Regions from separate parts of the Homo sapiens genome. Here region 1 is linked to region 2. Evidence: chromatin loops called from intact Hi-C (ENCODE). Cell type or tissue: CD14-positive monocyte. All regions are shown on one strand.

Region 1 (5,000 bases), 54 kb before region 2:
GCTCCAAATCAGCTTCTGGAGTGTACTGAACATGCTGATCTTTCTTTTCAGTTGCACAGAACTTTACTATGTGAATGTACAATAGTCTTTTTTTTTTTTTTTTGAGACAGAGTCTCACTCTGTCACTGAGGCTGGAGTGCAGTGGGGTGATCTTCGCTCACTGCAACCTCTGCATCCTGGGTTCAGGTGATTCTCCTCCCTCAGCCTCCCGAGTAGCTGGGATCACAGGCACTCGTCACCATACCCGGCTAATTTTTGTATTGTTAGTAGAGACAGGGTTTCATCTTGTTGGCCAGGCTGCTCTTGAACTCCCGACCTCAAATGATCCACCTGCCCTGACCTCCCAAAGTGCTGGGATTACAGGCGTGAGCCACTGCACCCAGCCTTATTCATTATTGACCTAAAAATATATATTTTTTTCTTACTAGGTACGAGCATATGTACACACACACATATATATGTATGTGTATATAGATTTGTTCCTGTTTAATCAAGAAATAATAAACATTGGGGTGCTAGGCAAGCCAAGTAATCTTGGAAAAAGTTACTTCAACAAAGTAGAAAGATGGTCTAACAGTTAAAATAGTTACTTCAACAAAGTAGAAAGACGGTCTAACAGTTAATTGGCTCTAATGATTACATACAATAATAACCAAGGAGAAGCAGGATTCAACAGTGTGTTTCAAAATGATTAAGCAGCCAAATGTTCTACAATGAAAAGCTGACTACAAAAACTGCACTCTTCACGAAGAAGGAGCTGGATGGCCTTTTGATTATACAAATAAGGAATATAAAGGCTTTGGAATAATGCTAGCTAAAAAGATCATTATGTCCTGTCAAAAAAATGACCAGACAATGGCTAGATACTTTTGGGAAAGTTCAAGTCTCAAAAATTTAAAGTTTATACAAAAGGTCTTAAAATGTCCCACAACACTACAAGTGATATTTTGTTATAAAAGACCAAATAAGAGTTATTTCATTGATGCAAGGTCTTATGGATGACGTGACCAAGGATGAGGCATTGCTAATGCATATGCTACAATTTAGTTTGAGACAGTATTATTATTTTGGGTCTGGTAAGATTGGCAGGCGGATCACAAGGTCGGGAGTTGGAGACCAGCCTGGCCAATATGGTGAAACCTCATCTCTCTTAAAAATACAAAAAAAAAAAAAAAATAGCCGGGCGTGGTGGTGCATGCCTGTAATCCCAGCTACTAGGGAGACTGAAGCAGAAGAATTGCTTGAACCCAGGAGACGGAGATTGCAGTGAGCTGAGATCATGCCACTGCACTCCAGCCTGGACAACAGAGCAAGACTCTGTCTCAAAAAAAAAAAAAAAAAAAAAAGGTCGGGTGCAGTGTGGCTCAGGCCTGAAATCCCAGCACTTTGGGAGGCCAAGGCAGGTGGATCACCTGAGGTCGGAGTTCGAGACCAGCCTGGCCAATATGGCGAAACCCCGTCTCTACTAAAAATACACAAAAGTAGCTGGGCGTGGTAGTGGGCACCTGTAATCCCAGCTCCTTGGGAGGCTGAGGCAAGAGAATTGCTTGAACCTGGGAGGTAGAGGTTGCAGTGAGCTGAGATTGTGCCATTGCACTCCAGCCTGGGTGACAGAGTGAGACTCTGTCAAAAAAAAAAAACATAAACCTAGAAACATATGGAAAATTGGAACCCTGTTCCAATTGGAAAAGTGTTCAAATAAGGATAAGAAAAAAATTAAATCCACGCAGTTAACATTTTTCAACTGGTTTTGGTATAATGATTGTGACATCTGGGTGTATCTTTTCTGTTTCTTGAAGTGTTTAAAGCATTTAATAGAATCTGACAGTTTAGGTTTGGATATAATGAAACATTAAGATCTGTTTACATCTGAAGTTAATGTTTAAAAGAGTAGGCATATCTAATTTTAGAAATTCTTAATTTTTTATTTATTAGTTGCAAATGTCCAAATAAGTAGAGGAATGCTGACTGTTTAAAGAACATCAATTGTTTTCTTAAATAAATACACAGAGTTAGGTGTCGTACCTCATGCCTGTAATCCCAGCACTTTGGGAGGCTGAGATGGGCGGATCCCAAGGTCAGGAGATCGAGACCATCCTGGCTAACATGGTGAAACCCTGTCTCTATTAAAAATACAAAAAATTAGCCAGGCGTGGTGGTGGGTGCCTGTAGTCCCAGCTACTCAGGAGGCTGAGGCAAGAGAATTGCTTGAACCTGGGAGGTAGAAGTTGCAGTGAGCCGAGATCGTGCCACTGCACTCCAGCCTGGGCGACAGAGTGAGACTCCGTCTAAAAAAAAAATACACTGAACATTAATCAAAATACAAATTCTAATGAGTATTTGTATTAGTCTGTTTTCTCACTGCTATAAATACCCAAGATTGAGTAATTTATAAAGGAAAGAGGTTTGACTCACAGTTACACACGGCTGGGGAGGCCTCGGGAAACTTACAATCATGGCAAAAGGGGAAGCAGGCATGTCTTACATGGCGGCAGGCAAGACAGAGTGTGAGTGAGCGAAGCGGAAGTCCCTTATAAAACCATCAGATCTCAAGAGAACTCACTCACTATCACAAGAACAGCATGGGGGAAATGCCCCAATGATTCAATCACTTCCCATTAGGTTTCTCCCTTGACACATGGGGATTACAATTTGAGATGATATTTGGGTGGGGACACAAAGCCAAATCATATCAGTATTTTTCTCCATGCTAACAAGCTCTTTGGACATAAAAGAACCAATGAACAGGACGATTGTTTACTAATACTTTGAGGTTATGAGAAATAGTCACACAGATTTTGGTGTTGAGCAGCAATCTTTCCTTTTATTAAAATTCATATATTTACCAAATGTTTTCAGAGTGTTATAATAGACTGTTCCAGGCACTGTTTATATCTACTGGATTAGGAGTCAAATGACTGATGTTATAGTGACATTTCAGTCAGAGAAACCCTGAATAATAAGTCATCTACTACTATGTGTAGCTTAAGTATTTCTTCTTATAGAAGGACAACAACACCTGGTTGGATGGACCAAAGAAACTGATACAGTGAAAGGGTAATATATTGCTCTCCTAGATAGAAACAAGTCATAACAAATAAGTACTGGAATGTGTACACCTCTGGCTCCCGTACACTGGGGGTACCAGTATTTTGATGTAATGAACATATTTAGGCTTCACTCCTTAACTTGGAACATTTTGAAGAGAACAAAGGACAACATGAGAATGAATCCGCACCAATTTTACTGTACAATTAACATAAACAGAATCATCTGTGACCCTAAGGAATATATAATAGGATTCTAATGTACCATTCCTATGTATGAAGAATTGGTGAAAGTCCTTGGCCAACTGTGGTCGGGTTCAGTCCAGACACCTTTTTTCTGGGATGTCCAAGTTCTGCTCATCCTCTTCTGAGAATTCCATCTTGTTCTTGTTTTTCACCTGTGCTGTGATACAGATACACTGCCTTGTGCTGGAGCCTTTAGAACTCTTTGCAAAATACTTTTTTTTTCCTGGTTGCAAAAGTAAGCTTTTTTTTTTTTTTTTTTTTTTTTGAGACGGAGTCTCACTCTGTCACCCAAGCTGGAGTGCAGTGGCACAATCTCGGCTCACTGCAACCTCTGCCTCCTGGGTTCAAGCAGTTCTTCTGCCTCAGCCTCCCGAGTAGCTGGGACTACAGGTGCGCACCACCATGCCCGGCTAATTTTTGTATTTTTAGTAGAGACGGAGTTTCACCATATTGGCAAGGCTGGTCTCGAACTCCTCACCTCATGATCTGCCCGCCTCAGCCTCCCAAAGTGCTGGGATTACAGGCATGAGCCACTGCGCCCAGCCACAAAATTAAGCTTTGATCAAAGATTTTACCAAGTGTAATTAACCATTACTTTTAAAAAGTACATACTTGGCTGGGTGCGGTGGCTCACGCCTATAATCCCAGCACTTTGGGAAGCCGAGGGCAGGCAGATCACGAGGTCAGGAGTTTGAGACCAGCCTGGCCAACATAGTGAAACCCCCCCCTCTACTAAAAATACAAAAAATTAGCCGGGCGTGGTGACAGGCGCCTGTAATCCCAGCTAATCAGGAGGCTGAGGCAGGGGAATAGCTTGAACCCAGGAGGCGGAGATTGCAATGAGCCAAGATAGTGCCATTGCATTCCAGCTCAGGCAACAGTGCGAGACTCCGTCTCAAAAAACAAACAAACAAAAAAGTACATACCTCTGCTGAGACGTCACCTTCGCTCACTCTCTCCCCTCCTGAAATCTGAGTGCCCTATATCCTGCCTCATTATGGCAAATGAATGTTAAATGTGGCTTTTTTTGGGTGAGGATGCTTCCAGAATTGATTTGCCCTGAAAATGCATCGCCACTGCACACGTTTGGACAAAATACTATTAGAAATCCTCCCTGATTACAGTAACTCAAGGTTTTATTAACTATTTCATACCTACTGTTGCATGGGACAAAAATGCTTTTGAAAAGTTTAATTTCTACAATGAAATGAGTTTTTTTGGGGGGGTTTTATTGTTTTTGTTTTTTAAAGTCCTTAAATCATTTCAGCTTTGACTCAGGGCCTACAAAATCTAGTCCTTTCTCGGGGAGAATAAATCAGGGAAGTCTTGAGCCAGGCTCAAGTTAGAAGAAAGATGAGAAAGCAAGTGGGCTGCACTCCTACCTTAACCTTATGTTTTCTTCAGCCATGCCTGAGAAGACAGAGGAAACCTGAAAACCAAGAAACTGAAGTGTCCCTATGCTTGCAGCTATTCCTGGTTTATGACCGTTTACATTTTGAATGCTTTAAAACATCAAATGTGGGGCCGGGCACGGTGGCTCACACCTGTAATCTCAACTCTTTGGGAGGCTGAGGCGGGTGGATCACCTGAGGTTAGGTGTTCGAGACCAGCCTGACCAATAGAGTGAAACACTGTCTCTATTATAAATACAAAAATTAGCCAGGCGTGGTGGCGCGCACCTGTAATCCCAGATACTCGGGAGACTGA
Region 2 (5,000 bases):
TAATAGACCTTTAGGTTGTTTTCTTTCTTGCTTGCTTGCTTTTATAGACAACAGCAAACACTGTTAGACATACAGTTTTTGAATGATTTTGCCTGATTAGTTCCTTAGGAAAAGTGTAATTGCAGGGTCAAAGAAAAGGCAAAACACTGTCCAGGAAGGTTGTATCAATTTATATATTCATCACCAATACATGAGACCATTAACCAATGTCAGGCTTTGTTCTTTTGAAATACATAAACATATTTAATCATTGCTTTAACATGCACTTCTTAGATATATGGGACAGAAGTATTTATATTTTAGCTTTATTTTTTAAATAAATTACCCTTTCGTGTCATCTGTCCATTTTTCCACTATTGTGTTTTTCTTGACAATAGTGATTTCTTGATTTGCAAGAGGTCTTTAGACAGAAGGTAGTATAAAGTAAAGGGATTAACTCAGCAGAACTGGATGATCCAAACCCTGAACATTTCAAGGAAAGGTACCCTGGCCTGCCTCCTTGGGAGACAACCTCTAAACCCCTGGAATATCCTGCCAGTTAAGAGTGTCTTTGTTTGCCTGAGGCCATGGGACATGTTCAGATGTTAATGCTAATAAAGGGACCCTGTTATGTTGAGAACTGCAGGCCATGTGGTAGCTCCTCCTCTGAAAGGGCTGGAGAGTGAAGGTCAGCCACAAGGGTGGTCAAGCCAAGCCCACATGACTGGTGTTGGGGCTCAGAAAATGATACTGCAAATTAAAGGCCTCAAAAGCACAAGTTTCTCTCTGGCCTTCTCCTGCCCTCCTTTCTCTCACCCCTCATTCTCCCCTTAGAGTAGGCTTAGAAACTAAAATACCCCTTCCCCAAGGCAGGTCATAGAAACAACAACCCTTGGCCAGGTGTGGTGGCTCATGCCTGTAATCCCAGCAATTTGGGAAGCCAAGGTGGACGGATCATTTGAGGTCAGGAGTTTGAGACCAGCCTGGCCAACATAGTGAAATGCTGTCTCTACTAAAAATATAAAAATTAGCCTGGTGTGGTGGCGGGTGCCTGTAATCCCAGCTACTCGGGAGGCTGAGGCACAAGAATGGCTTGAACCCGGGAGGCGGAGGTTGCAGTGAGCCAAGATCGCGACACTGTACTCCAGCCTTGGCAACCAGCAAAACTCAGTCTCAAAACAAACAAAAACAAAACAACAAAAAACAGGAATGCTTTTTCTCCAAAGCCAGTCATAAAACCTAAAAATATTACCCTAATTCCCTGCCTTCTGTATAATAACTGGCCATAAATACATTATATGACCTACCTTGTTTCATTGTAGGTCATAAGATCCTCATTCTAGAGTGGTCTTACCCCACACTGGGTAGGAAGGAATACTTCCCAAAGAGAACAAGGAGAATCTGAACACCCAGGCCTGGCTGCATTTCCCCATTCAATCTATAGCATGAGATCATACTCTTTTTGTCCAATCATATTTATACATGGATGTCCATTCCTAAGCATAAACTGTATGTTTATGTTTATGTTTCCCTGTATCTTTGGGTCTTCAGTCTGAAGGCTCCCATGTCACATAAAACTATGATCAAATTAGTCCGGGCGCGGTAGCTCACGCCTGTAATCCCAGCACTTTGGGAGGCTGAGGCGGGCAGATCATGAAGTCAGGAGATCAAGACCATCCTGGCTAACACGGTGAAACCCCGTCTCTACTAAAACTACAAAAAAATTAGCCGGGCGTGGTGGCGGCCGCCTGTAGTCCCAGCTACTCGGGAGGCTGAGGCAAGAGAATGGCGTGAACCCGGGAGACGGAGCTTGCAGTGAGCAGAGATCACACCACTGCACTCCAGCCTGGGTAAATTTGTATGCCTTGTCTCCTATTACTCCGCCTTTTTTTTTTTTTTTTTCCCAAACAATTTCACTCTTGTTGCCCAGAATGGAGTGCAATGGCATGATCTCGGTTCACTGCAACCTCACCTCCCAGGTTCAAGTAATTCTCCTGCTTCAGCCTCCCGAGTAGCTGGGATTATAGGCTTCCGCCACCACGCCCGGCTAATTTTGTATCTTCAGTAGAGACGGGGTTTCTCTATGTTGGTCAGGCTGGTCTCAAACTCCCGACCTCATGTGATCCAATCGCCTTGGTCTCCTAAAGTGCTGGGATTACAGGCGTGAGCCACCGCGCCCAGCCTATTCTGCTTTGTTTTTTTTTTTTTTTTTTTTTTTGGTCAGTGCTTTTCAGCAAACCTTCAGAGGGCAAAGGGGAAGTTATAAAACTATTACCAAATAAACTTGTTATGCTTTTCTCTTGTTAACCTGTGTTTTGTTATAGGGTTTTCTGTCATGACCCTTATGATAGGGAGAAAAGGGATCACCCCTACACCAGTCCCCAATTAAAACCCTGAACACCAAGCTTGAGTGAGCTTCCCTGGTTCTGTATGGCACGAACACAAATCTCTCACACGTTGTTCCTGGGGTTTTTTTTTTTTTTTTTTTTTTTTTTTGAGATGGAGTCTCACTCTGTCGCCCAGGCTGGAGTGCAGCGGCGCGATCTCGGCTCACTGCAAACTCCGCCTCCCGGGTTCACGCCATTCTCCAGCCTCAGCCTCCTGTAGCTGGGACTACAGGCGCCCGCCACCAGGCCCAGCTAATTTTTTTGTAGTTTTAGTAGAGACGGGGTTTCACTGTGTTAGCCAGGATGGTCTCGATCTCCTGACCTCGTGATCCGCCTGCCTAGGCCTCTCAAAGTGCTGGGATTACAGGCATAAGCCATTGCACCCAGCCACTTGTGATTTTTATAAACAAGGGTTTACTACTTCCCACTTTAGATTCATAGATGACAGTCTATCTTAGTTGAGATTTACTTTTTTTCTATGATTTAATTTTTTTCTATTAAATAAGTGGACATCATTTCTCTTAATCTTTTTTCTCTCCTGATTTCTATTTTCATACTTTGCCTTGCAAGTCACATTATACTTTTGTTCCTGCAAACCATTATATATCATGAACTAGTGTGGGTGAAATAAAAATTACATTTTGCAGGCGTTTATATACTCAGATGTGTTTCTGTTTATTTATGTTTTTGTTTTGAGACAGGATCTCACTTTATCACCCAGGCTGCAGTGCAGTGGCACCATCATGGCACACTGCAGCCTCAAACGCCTGGGCTCAAGAGCTCCTCCTTCCTCAGCCTTCCCAGTAGCTGGGACCACAGGTGCGCACCACCACGTGTGGCTTTTTGTTGTTGTTGTTGTTGTTGTTGTTATTAGCGACCAGGTCTCACCATGTTTCCCAGGCTGGTCTAGACACAATTTCTATGATTTAATTTTTTTTCTATTAAATAAGTGGACATCATTTCTCTTAATCTTTTCTCTCCTGATTTCTATTTTCATACTTTGCCTTGCAAGTCACATTATACTTTTGTTCCTGCAAACCATTATATATCATGAACTAGTGTGGGTGAAATAAAAATTACATTTTGCAGGCGTAAATGGAGACACAATTCTTCTATTAAATAACCATGTGACTTTGGAAAGGTATTTAGACTGAGCTTTAATTTCGTTCATATTTATATTAGAATGTTGAAACTGAATTATTTCTTAGTTCCTGTATATAAACTTCTAATTGTCCACATTTATTTGCTGATGAACTAATCAAATAGTAACTTTTTCATTTAGTGTTCATTCAAAACTTAATAGTTTAAAACCTTAATCTATGCTAGGAATTGTTCCAAGCATGTGTGGGAGTAGGCACACTCCTTAATTTTTTTTTCTTTTTTTTTTTTTTGAGACAGAGTCTCACTCTGTCGTCCAGGCTAGAGTGCCGTGGCACAATCCAGGCTCACTGCAACCTCCACCTCCTGGGTTCAAGCACAATTCTCCTACCTCAGGCACGTGCCACCACGCCCAGCTAATATTTGTATTTTTAGGAGATGGGGTTTCACCATGTTGCCCAGGCTGGTCTCAAACTCCTGACCTCAGATGATCCATCCACCTCGGCCTCCCAAAGTGCTGGGATTACAGGCATAAGCCACCACGTCCAGCCTCTCCTTAATATTTGATTCTCCTGTGTATCTGTGATACCAGGATAATTCTTCTTATATCTTTATTTAGAATTCTCTTAAGGGATACATTTTTTCTTGTAATAATGATTTAATTGAGGCAGTTTTAATCTTACAGCAGATTAGAATTTTCAACTCATTTTGATGTTGTAACTGTTATGGACTAAATTATATTCCACACCCACAAATTAGTATGTTGAAGTCCTAACCCGCAATGTGACTTTATTTGGAAATAGGGCCTTAAAGGTTGTCATTTTTTTTTTTTTTTTTTGGAGACAGAGTCTCGCTCTCTTGCCCAGACTGGAGTGCAATGGCGTGATCTCGGCTCACTGAAACCTCTGCCTCCCGGGTTCAAGCAATTCTCCTGCCTCAGCTTCCCAAGTTGCTGGGATTACAGGCACCCACCACCACACCCGGCTAATTTTTGTATTTTTACTAGAGATGGGGTTTCACCATGTTGGCCAAGTTGGTCTTGAACTCCTGACCTCAGGTGATCCACCTGCCTCGGCCTTCCAAAGTGCTGGGATTACAGGCATGAGCCACTGCGCCGGGCCTGTAATTAAAGTTAAATGAGGTCATAAAGGTGGGGTCTTAATCCAATAGCAGTAGTGTCCTCATAAGAAGAAGAGGCACAGGAATGCATGCACCCAGTGCAAAGGCCAGCAGAAGAGGACACAGAGAGATGCCAGTCCCTTCTGCAAGCCAGGAAGAGAGGTTCACTGGAAACCAACAGGGCAGGCACTTTGATTTTGAACTTCCCACCTCTAGAACTGTGAGATACCACATTTCTGTTGTTTGCACTCAGTCTGCAGTATTGTACAGCAGACTGAGCAGGCTATGACAGTCACCAAAGATGCATACTCTAAGGTAAAATTAAAAGCATGGTCTTCACAGCTGACATTTCCAATCAGTTGAAAATGACACCAACGTGTTACAAGAACTATAACTCATAAGATTTATATAGTCCTC

Evidence for each region. A loop is a pair of places that touch in the nucleus more often than their neighbours do. Peaks named below come from ENCODE experiments on the same cell type or tissue, not always from the same donor. Only the 100,000 strongest peaks of a DNase experiment are listed, where the experiment ranks them.
Region 1: a loop joins it to region 2, with 4 times the contacts of the local background. A loop is called at or near these places in 38 of 110 quality-filtered maps.

The regions. Positions count from the first base shown.
Region 1 is chr7:55,944,249-55,949,248 of GRCh38, reverse strand. No RefSeq gene overlaps it. Among named protein-coding and RNA genes, the nearest start is that of MRPS17, 5.1 kb to the left of the region's middle. In CD14-positive monocyte, no CTCF peak of the experiment used is centred here; a DNase peak (open chromatin) is centred at 2,518.
Region 2 is chr7:55,889,753-55,894,752 of GRCh38, reverse strand. The region is part of intron 1 of ZNF713 (zinc finger protein 713); the gene reads right to left. Among named protein-coding and RNA genes, the nearest start is that of ZNF713, 4.8 kb to the right of the region's middle. In CD14-positive monocyte, no CTCF peak of the experiment used is centred here; no DNase peak of the experiment used is centred here.